Linked DNA regions of Mus musculus: region 1 is linked to region 2. A link is a loop called in an ENCODE intact Hi-C map of the cell type or tissue named here. Cell type or tissue: gastrocnemius. All regions are shown on one strand. Links, peaks and the distances in the headings refer to the core of each region. The heading gives the core; the rest is flanking DNA. Region 1 holds the start of Paxbp1 (PAX3 and PAX7 binding protein 1). Region 2 overlaps Cfap298 (cilia and flagella associate protien 298).

Region 1 (5,371 bases), core at 77-5,076, 110 kb before region 2:
AGTGTGGAATTTAAATCTCAGTGAAAATCTGAGGGCATGGTATAGGCTAAAAGATACAGTCATGTTTGTTGGTATAAGTACAAACTAAAAATTCTACACAGGGCAAGCTAGGATTTGCAAAACTAAAAGATGCTACCTGGGGCCTCAGCAATTCCATTCTAGCCTCAGAGATGTGACAAATTTTCAAAGCTCTTCAGGATAGTGTTGATTATTACAGTATAAGGAGGGAGATTTCCACTCTGGGGAGTTTCAATGATTGTGTAAAACAAATCGGCAGTCAGAGATTAATAGGAAGGAAGCTAGCACACAGATACACAAATGCATAAGTACAAGGCTCAGCGGTGGAGAGGAAACTTTAGGCACACATGTGACTACAGAACGGGAGTTGAGGCTCTGGGAGACTCGTGGTGACAGGGGGTGGGTGAGTAAAGTGGCCAACAGTACTGTGAATAATACACGCCTCTCCATACAGTACATCTCTTAGGTGACAGAGGCCAATGGGATCCACACCATTGGCCTCTCCTCTGGTGCTAATGTTCCCTAGTTGATGAGATTTCCAGGGTGGTGGGGGCAGCCATGCTTATACAATGGTGTTTCCTTTTGGGAATTCTATCTTCAGGCTGAATGGAGAACTTCAGAGGAGGCCTCTCTCTGCACTTGTTTTTAATGGAAAGGGGAAAGCAAGGCGATGTTAAACAGAGGGCTTACTTTTCCTTTAAAGTTCTCAACAAGCCCAGTGCACCATAGTTTGAGGTTTGGGGATTTTTTTTTTTTTAAAGACATGTTCTCCTTTATCTTAGGCAGGTCTCCAACCAGAGGGCTGGGATTACTTCAATTAACTAGATATTTTTAATGATTTTGTTGTATTGTTTATGTATATTTGCCCACATGCTTTGTACGTGAACTATGTGTGTGCTGCCACACAAGGAAGCCAGAGAGGGTTTTAGGATCTCCTGGAACTGCAGTTAGTCATAGTTGTAAGCTGCCATACTAGGTGCTGAAAACCAAATCTAGGTCCTCTGCAGGAGCGGCAAAGTGCTCCTAACTGCTGTGCTGTCCAGCACCTTTTTACAGATGATGTGTAAACACCATGCTTTTAGCCTGCATTCAGGACACGTCCTGCTGGGCACTACAGGCATGCTGAGACCAGAAGGGGGCGCCAGATTCCCAGGAACTGGAGTTTTGAGGAGCCCTGAGGGTGTGGGTACTGGGACTGCAGCCAGGGTCCTCTGGTTCGAAACTGCAATATTCACCTCTCCAATCCCGTTCTTTTGGCGGGTTTTGAAACATGTAAATAATTTCACAAACACTTCTACCCACGCATCCTGATATGCTCGAGAGAAAGAAAAGATTCAACTTTGGTTATGAACTGGGTAACCTGTGTGTTAGCTCAACCTCATGCAATCTTTTTGTTTGTTTGTTTGTTTGTTTCTCGAGACAGGGTTTCTCTGTATAGCTCTGGCTATCCTGGAACTCACTTTGTAGACCAGGCTGGCCTCGAACTCCCGAAATCCGCCTGCCTCTGCCTCCCGAGTGCTGGGATTAAAGGTGCGCGCCACCACCGCCCGGCTCATGCAATCTCTTTAAGGCCGCCAAGGTTCAGATTTGCCCTCTGTGATATAGTCTGAAAATAAGACAAATCTTCCTTCCGCTTGTTTCAGAAATTCACTATGCTTCGTAAAATAGTTAAAATAGTTGCTACCTAACTTGGCTTTCTTACCAAGCCACCCGAAAACACCTCGCTCTCCTGGGAATGGCTGCGGCAGCAGGGAGATGTATCATCTCTGGTTCTGTCTTCCCCAGACAGTGAGGGTTTCCCTACATAGCCTTGGCCATTCTGGAGTTCCTTATGTACATCAGGCCGGCACCGAACTCAGAGATCGCCTTGCCTCCACCTCCCCAGTGCTGCTGGGATTTAACGTGTGTGCTCCCACGCCTTTGAGAGTGTTTGCGTTGATAAAGCTGTAGAGATGGCAAGTATTAATGGAGTTTCTGATCTGTAGACGATATCTGCTAGCATCGCCTCGCGTTATTAAGAGGCATATTAACCATGGAGATGCACTTTCCCTTCCCAAGCTCAAGTCAACTGACTCGTCCCTCCGCTTCTCCCCGGCCTCCCGCCTCTGTTTACCCTGCAGGCACTGAGTGGGAGGGAGGCTGCCACACGTAACGGCTCCGTATAAGCGCGGAAGACGCATTGCAGCAACACGCTCCGAGACGACAGACTACACTCGCTCCTCTCATCTCGATGATCCTCTTTGTGACCTTTGGAACAACACTGGAGTCGGAGGGTACCATGCCAACAGTCCCCCGCGCCGCTAGAGGGCAGTGCAAAGAGACTCCGCCCAAGTAGTGGGGCGCGAGGAGAGCCCAGGCGCATGCGCAATCGAGGCGGCGCGATAGCTAGCCAGAGCCGCGACGACCCGGCTGGTGGGGGGGAACTCTTGCGACTGCGCGTGCGTGGCGGTGGTCTCCGCGCTCCCTCGTCCTCTCAGTCAGCGAGCGGCTGTGAGAGCGCGGTGACGGCGGCTGGGATGTTCCGAAAGGCCCGGCGGGTGAACGTGCGCAAGCGGAACGACTCGGAGGAGGAGGAGCGGGAGCGCGATGAGGAGCAGGAGCCGCCACCGTTGCTGCCCCCGCCGGCCTCGGGAGAAGAGCCCGGCCCTGGCGGCGGCGACCGGGCCCCCGCGGGGGAGTCGCTCCTGGGCCCGGGGCCGCTGCCGCCGCCGCCCTCCGCGCACCACCCGGGCCTCGGCGCTGAGGCCGGGGGCGGCATCTCCGGCGGCGCGGAGCCCGGCAATGGGCTGAAGCCGCGCAAGAGGCCTCGCGAGAACAAAGAGGTGCCCAGGGCCAGCCTGCTCAGCTTCCAAGACGAGGAGGAAGGTAAGCCCCGGCCCGGCCCACGCGGACCCCAAGCCCGTGCTCGCCCGGGCGCCGCGCCCCTTTCCCCACCTCCGGCCTCCGGATCTGCCTGGGGTTGTGTTCCCGCGCTGCCACCAGCCAAGTCTACGGCCTGTGCAGTCCCTCCTCCGGCTGTCAGAGCCCTGATCAGCCATCCTGAGTGGAGGAGAAGGCTCGATGCTCCGTGGACCCGTTTCCTACCTTGCGAGTTGCAGGCAGCCTGAGTCTCTTGGTTAACTGCCTGCTCTTAGTCGTCTGCAGGCCTCTGTACCTGCGGCTTGTTGGCGTCTCGGTTTAGGCCTCCTTGATTAAGAAGGCCGGATTGTTAAAGAGGAGGACCGAAACCAGGGCTGGGAACAATTCTGGGGCTGCAGCCCTGGCTCCCGGTGACCTTGATCCAATCGCTCCCTTGCTGTTGTCCAGTCTCGGTTTCTCTGTAGAAGTAAATGGGAGGAGCAGATGTCCGCTGTGGCATTGGCTCTTGAAGCAGAAGAGGGACCAGGCTGCAGGGGATTTCGATTTTACTTGTACCTCAACATCATGTTAGGAAAAATTGGATGATTTTCGAAGGTCTTGCGTCATGCTTTCGTGATTCTAGAAAGATGGGTGAATTATCTTTGACCTCTCTGGAATTTTGTTTGAAGGAGATACAGACCAGGTTTTGCATTGTTTGAAATGTCTTGTTCTTGACTTGGATTTTCAAATTAAAGATGAGGGCTAAGTCACTCGAAACTTAGTTTTGCAAAATGATTTACTCTAGGCATAATTTTGAAATAACTGTTATTGTGACCAGAGTTATTCAGACTTGGCAGAATAACTTTGGGGTGTATTGTTTTAGGTTTCTTGACTTAATGTTTTAAGGAAGCATTCTAAATACTTTTTTATCCTGAGATGGGTGAAATATGCCAAAATTTAACAATTTTGAAGTTCCTTGGGTTACTCACTAAAATTTTCATTTAGTTTCTGGAATTGATACTATTTTTTGTTTGTTTTAATTATGTTTTGTTGAAACAGAGCCTCTATACTATAGCCCTGGCTGATCTGGAACTCACTCTGTAGTCTAGGCTGAACTCAAATTCAGAGAGCTGCCTGCCTTTGGCTGCCCAGCTCTGGGATCCCAGGCATTTGCTGCCAAGCCTGGCAATACCCATTTTTGAGTCTGCAATAGATTGCAATAAACTTCAGATTTTGTAATGACTTGTGTGTGTGAAAATATGCTGGCAGAATGAAAACAGCACAAAGGCACGAGGAAGGGAGAGCACTTTCTGAGTTGGTGTCTTACAGACTTCATTCTGTTTCTCTTAAGAAAATGAAGAAGTGTTCAAAGTAAAGAAATCAAGTTACAGCAAAAAGATAGTTAAATTGCTTAAGAAAGAATATAAAGAAGACCTTGAAAAATCAAAGATCAAGACAGAACTCAACACAGCAGCTGACAGTAAGTATCAGATAATTCTTTCAAGTGAGAGAAGATAGCAGTTCCTTCCCACAGGGCTTTGCAGTATATATTGTGAACTCTTTCTACTAACCAATGTCCACATTAAGTTTGCAATACTGTTCTATAATTTTTCTCACACATTAAAAAAAAAAGATGGATTGTTGCTTCTGAATTCTTGCTAATATAGAGACTGTTGTATGGAAAAGGAAGAGAGATTTCCTGTTTGAGCCATAAAGACAGATTATTCTATTTAAAATTTTTATACTGCTGTTTCACAGAGACAGACTTGAGTTCCTCTGGTAGTATTTCCATATTGAAAATAGCTCTTACAGAACGCGTAAGAAGTTGATGTTGGTAATACCAGTACTCAGCAGCCTTATTTGATACTAAGAGGCCAGGGACATTGTCCTCTCAAAACTCAAGTTTAAAACTTTCCCTCTACTTTTTCTGGAGGCAAACATTCTATCAATAAACCAGTCCCAAAGTTTAAAGTGTTTCAAGCAGTTACTTTACATGGTTGTTGTTTGCATTCATTATAACTGGTTACTCTCATACAGATGTTTCAGAGAGATCTTTATTCCAAAGGCTTAAAGAGAGTATTTCCCAGGTTCTCAGCTACAGGCATGGCTTGAATAAGAATACTGTTATATCTCAAGTTTACAGTGTAGCAATGGAGAGTGTTACATAAATATTCAACAGAAGTGTTAGCAGACAGTCTGGCCTGTAGGTCAAAGGTTAACTACACATTTTTAGAAAAAAGGGGACAGCTTTGTAGAAAAGTAGGATGTGAAGCTAGATCATAGATTGGAATTCCCAAAACAGGAGAAAGTGTGGGAATACCACCAAGGAGCAAGTACATTTGACTAGCTCTTTGTGAAGTGAGTAGTTCAGTGTTTGAATGTAAAAGACAAGTTGTTGACGGGTTGTGAATGAAATGCAGTAAGGGTTAGAGCTGGAGACAGGACATGGTAAATAGCCTTTGAAACTGTAACCTGCTGTTAACAGGTGTCCTGAGTTGCTACAAGCAGAGGTTGG
Region 2 (5,371 bases), core at 280-5,279:
AGTGTGGGGCAGCATGTAAGAACTGCATGGGTGAGCCAGGCGGTGGTGGCGCACGCCTTTAATCCCAGCACTTGGGAGGCAGAGAGAGGCGGATTTCTGAGTTCGAGGCCAGCCTGGTCTACAAAGTGAGTTCCAGGACAGCCAGGGCTATACAGAGAAACCCTGTCTCAAAAAAAAAAAAAAAAAAAAAAAAAAAACAAGAATTGCATGGGTGAATCTACACAGAGGTAGGCACTGAAGCAAATACCATGGAGGATCACTGCCCCTGGCCTGCGCCTCACGACTTGCTCAGCCTGCTTTCTCATACCACCCAGGACCACTTGCCTAGGGGTGATACCACCCGGAGAGTGCTACCCCCCCCCCCCTTACTGTCATTGAGAAAATGCCTTACCTACAGACTTGCCTACAAACAGTCTGAAATAGACATTTTCTCAGTTGAGGTTCCTTCTTCCTAGATACGTCTATGTTCATGCCAGGTCAACAAAAGCCAAGCAGAACCAATTGCTTCCTTGTCAACACCAATCGACATATCACCATGAAACCATAACCCTCTCCTTTTTGTTTATCCCCAAGACCTTATTAATATGGATATCTCAATATAAAACAAATTCCAACTTTCAGAAGTTCCACAGGCTTTTAAATTTTTTCACTTTAAAAATGCAGTCTCTTTCAAAGTTCAAACCTCTCTGTAATATCCATTACCGGGCACCTGTAAAAAGACCTAATCTCACTCCAAGAGGGAAGACCATGAGCGCACTCGCACTGGAAGGAGAACTGAAGTGCAGCCCTGTGAAGCTCGCTGTCAGAGGTGCGGGACTCAGGGTCTTCTCCGCTCCCTCTGCTCTGCAGGGCCCACAGAACACATCTCACAGGCTGAGGCTGGCTCCACTCCGTAGCTGCTGCTGTCCTTGGTGGTCATCCCATGGTGTTGGCATTTCCAAACTGCCGGAACCGCAGGCTTCCCCTTACCAATGGCACCGATTGCCTCTTGGCCTCTCTTTGGGCTCTCTCACCCTGCATCATGATGCCAGGCCTCAGCCTCTCTCCATGATCCTTTCAATCCTGGGGTTTCCCTGAAACTGAAGTTTGACCTGGCCTCTTCCTATGCCCAGCCTCTACTGTTCTCCATGACTCTTCATGCCCTCACAATCAGTACCATCTGGAAGGTGCATACACTTGGCCAAGTTTGGCTGCAGGCATGAGCGGGCTTTGGCCCCCTCTAGACAACAGCTCTGTCCGTTGACCCTCAGGAAGCTTATCCCAGAAGGTTTTTGTCTTAACGATATTGTTATTTTCTTAGTCACAGCTGATCTCAGCCCTGGCAAGGGTTTCACACTGCAGTGGTTCTGGTCTGGTCTTACAGCTCTGGCTGAGCAGAACCAACGGGGTGGGTGGGTTGAACTCAGAGATCTGCCTGCCTCTGTGTCCCAAGTGCTGGGATTAAATGTGGGAAGATTCTTAATACAAAATACCACACGAATGGCCCAGGTAGAGTCTTGATTTCCCTCTTGACGTTCACAGGCAAACCTGCATCATCTGCCCTGCTCTCTGCCTTGGAGCTCCTCCAATGGCCCAGTGAGTGCTGAGGGCTCCGTGGCTTTTCCAGCACAGAGTTCCAATGGTTAGGTCTGTCATGATGTGCCATGGTCCTCATACCAATTCCGTCTTCAGTAGCTTTCTGTAGCTGTGAAGAAGAAAGAAAACAACAGTAGAAATGAAGGAAGCAAGGAAGGAAGGAAAGAAGGAAGGAAGGAAGGAAGGAAGGAAGGAAGGAAGAAAAAACCACCATGACCAAAAACCTTGAGGAGGAAAGGGTTTTTTTCATTTTGACAGTTTTAGTTCCTGAGGGAGGTCAAGGCAGGAAGCTGAAAGGAAACCCCTACTGGCTTGTTCCTCAGGTTTTGTTCATTCTTTGTCACCCCAGACCATCTGCCCATCCAGTGGCGACGCCTGACGTGTGCTCAGTAGTCATGACTCAAACATATGCCCTACAACTAGCCTATAGGCATCTGAGGGAGACGGTTTCTCAATTGAGGTTCCCTCTCCCTGGCTATATGTAGGTTTGTGCCAGGTTGACAAAAAACAACCTGCACAGTTGCCTAAATCCTTCCCAGTGATTTTTATGAAGTGTCATTATAAAGTTTTGTGAGTACGTTTGTGGGTGGGTGCCTCTGTGCCAGAGCAGGGAGGGGATCTATGTGTGAGGCCCGTGTAACGGGTGTTGTGTGACCTTGGGTTTTTAGAGCAGGCTGGCCAGCAGCCAATCCCCAGGGGTCCCCAGGCCTCTACCTTCCCCTAGATACCCCTACTCTCAGTGCACTGCACCACACTGGCCCTTTTACACGGGCTCTGCGATTCAGCCCCTCACCTTACAGAGCAAGCACTTTACCAAGGGAGCCTCCGTGTAAGGGGCTCATAAAATATTAGAAATATTAGCCTCAGATCAGAGTTGGACATTAGGAAGATGGACGTTTACCCAATTGTCTTACACCCTTCACAAGGTTACATTAAATGGGGCTCTCCGAGACTTTCTTTGGGAAATGGTAAAGCTGTGTGAACCGGCTTGGTCTTGAGCGCTGACCTGGTAACTCCTGAGCACAGTGGTTTAGAGCATGGACACAGAGGAGTCGAAGCTCACTGCTGCACTGACTGACTGAGGAGTTGGTAGCTTTGTCCGGGATTAGGGAAGCCCTGGCACATGGCTCCTGGTATATGAGTGTTAAAATCGTGAGCTAGAGTGGCCAGGCCTGAGCCAGGAGTGTACACTTGTAGTTAGTGATCACAGCTGAAGGCTCTGCCCTCGACTTGTTTTTCAGAGATGGAGGAGCTGGCGGAACACGGTGTCTTTCTGCCCCCTAATATGCAAGGGCTGACTGATGAGCAGATCGAAGAGCTGAAACTGAAGGACGAGTGGGGGGAGAAGTGTGTGCCCAGTGGAGGGTCTGTTTTTACGAAGGACGAGATCGGGCGGAGGAACGGGCAAGGTAACCGGCTCTCTCTCTCTTCTGCCTTTGCTCCCGTGCATCACATCAGACCTGAAGGCAGTGCTTTAGGTTAAGAGATGTGGGCCAGCAGGACGGCTCTGCAGGTGGATGGAGAAAGCTAACTCCCCACAGTTCACACGTGCATGCTGCCACACACATGCTCACCCACATTCACTAATGCAATTTCATCATTTCTCTGAAGACTTGATTGCACTCTGAAACGCCTGTGCTAAAACCAGGATGAGCCAAGGGGAGGACCCTGCTCTGTCTGCTCCCTCCTACTGAAGTGCCCCATTTGTCGGGTAAACAGGCCATTTAAATTTGCCGCCTCTGTAGGTCGGAAATGGGTGGGTGCTGTACCATTCTCCCTAGATGTGGAGACTCTGTCTCCACTGTACTTAGTTTTAAGCTTAGTTTAAACTTGGAAGTTGACTTGGTGCTCTGTGCCACGTGTGGACAGTCGTCAGATGAAGTAAAGTCTCGTGAGTCCAGAGGACACACACAGACTCCTAGCACTCAGGAGTTTAGGACGAGAGAATTGGGACAGCCTGGGTACGAGGGCAATCCTAACTCAAACAAACATACAAACATGCATGCATACATATAAGAAAAATTTATGTATGCACTTGTAAAGTTTTACTGGCATGCAGCCAGCCAATCACTAACTGCCCGTGTCTGCTTTTGAGACACTGAGAGAGATGAGCCGCAGCTTTGTAGCTTGAGAGGCCTAAAATTCTTTTAGCATCTGCTTGGCTTGCTGGCCCTGTTTGCCCAGTGACTTCCCTGGCCTGGTTTTGTAGCCTGTGCCAAACAGTGTAGAAGACACTGCAGACCTCGCCCCTTGCGGTGGGATCTCTGCCTGGGTTCCCACTTCTCTTTATGTCCCTGTGTCAAATCCAGACTGGAACACCCATGTCTCGATCTCCCAGGCTCAGGCAGTCCGGTTTGAGGACATCCGGAGTTTTTAGAGAGGCTGTGTGTTTGACCACTGTCCTTTTCTATCTTTATAGCTCCAAATGAGAAAATGAAGCAGGTTTTAAAGAAGACGGTAGAAGAAGCCAAGGCGATAGTGTCTAAGGTCAGCTTCTCCGTAGGATGCGCTTCTGTCAGCTTCTGTCTGTGACGTGGCCGATCCTGAGGATTAGCTGCAGTTAGCCGTGAGCTGGCGGCATCAGGCCCTGCCTGCTCCTCTCTTCCCTGCCTTTCTGTTGCCTCTGCATCTGCTTTTTTCTTTCCTTTCTCTGCCTTCCAGTAGCAAAGCAAATAAGCATAACGGTGATGACAGTTACCCAGTCCTGCCAGGTTCTGTTGAGCAAACAAAGGTTTCTATTGTCTTGTGTGAATGTGGGCTGTGTGCAGTTTGCGACCTGACCTGAACTGAGTCTCTTATGTTTGGAAGAACTTAGAAAGCTAAGCTGGGGAAGTTCTAATGGAGCTATAGATACAGGGCTGACAGAGACGTTTACTACAAAGCAGCGGTAATCACCTCCAGCATTTATATAGAAGCTGTCTCACAGAAGGAAAATAGCATTGAAGGGCAGATGATGTTCCCTGGATGAAGAGAATTCAGGGATATTGAAGCACCTGGGGACTGGAGAGCCAGCTGGGTAGATAAAGGCACTGGCTGCCATGCCTGATAGCCTGAGTTCAGAAGACCTGGGGTGATTTCAGGACCCTCCTGGTCGTAAGAGAACCAACTCCCACAAATTGTCCTCTTACCCCCACCGTGCCCCAGCATGTGCTATAGCACACACATACACACACACACACACACACACACACACACCACACCACACACATGCATACATGCAGGTGCAAATATATCTTTGATATTTTCACTTGTCACGTTTATCTGTGGGGTGACAGTCATTGCCACCCATGTGAGCGTGTCTTGGCATAACTCAGCCCTCCCACGCTTCTAGACTTGCCCCACAAAATGTACTCCTAAATATTCCCTAAGCTCTTAGCTAATCTACTTTTTCAATTTATTATATTTGAGACTCTTCCTATGTAGCTTTAGCCAGCCTAATACTCAGCTATGTAACCCAAACAGACCTTGAACTCATGGCGGTCCTCCTGCCTCAGCTCCCTGAGATTACAGGCATGCCTCCCCCACCCCCATGCCCCTTGCCCGGTCTTTGAGGAGCTCCTGGAAAGCTGAGGTGAGTGGGAAGCGTCTGGAGTCTCACCAGAGCCTTTGCTTACAAGACACATTTGAGCAGAGCTCCTGAGGAGAGCGGCAGCCATGGCCTCAGAGGCTGTGTCCTAGCAGGGTCCTTACCCTCAGACCACGCCCTTCACCCCCGCTGTGCGTTCTGTACTTCAGAATAGGCATCCCCTGTAGGTTCCTGTCCACCGAACCAGTGTCAGTACACAGTCCAGAGACT

What was found. Peaks named below come from ENCODE experiments on the same cell type or tissue, not always from the same donor. Only the 100,000 strongest peaks of a DNase experiment are listed, where the experiment ranks them.
Region 1: it touches region 2 in a loop (2.8-fold over the local background); 4 of 42 quality-filtered maps call a loop at or near these places.

Annotation. Positions count from the first base shown.
Region 1 is chr16:91,041,518-91,046,888 of GRCm38, reverse strand. It overlaps Paxbp1 (PAX3 and PAX7 binding protein 1), which reads left to right and starts at 2,510. Exons shown (of 18, transcript NM_026110.2): 1 at 2,510-2,883; 2 at 4,208-4,336. The coding sequence starts at 2,535. In gastrocnemius, for the core only: CTCF peaks have their summits at 1,151 (motif pointing right) and 2,319 (motif pointing right); DNase peaks (open chromatin) are centred at 1,162, 2,371 and 2,875; H3K4me3 peaks cover 2,729 bases; H3K27ac peaks cover 2,177 bases.
Region 2 is chr16:90,928,607-90,933,977 of GRCm38, reverse strand. Cfap298 (cilia and flagella associate protien 298) reads left to right here. Exons shown (of 7, transcript NM_026502.2): 2 at 2,817-2,984; 3 at 3,995-4,062. Among named protein-coding and RNA genes, the nearest start is that of Cfap298, 3.6 kb to the left of the region's middle. In gastrocnemius, for the core only: no CTCF peak of the experiment used is centred there; a DNase peak (open chromatin) is centred at 2,255; H3K4me3 peaks cover 115 bases; H3K27ac peaks cover 19 bases.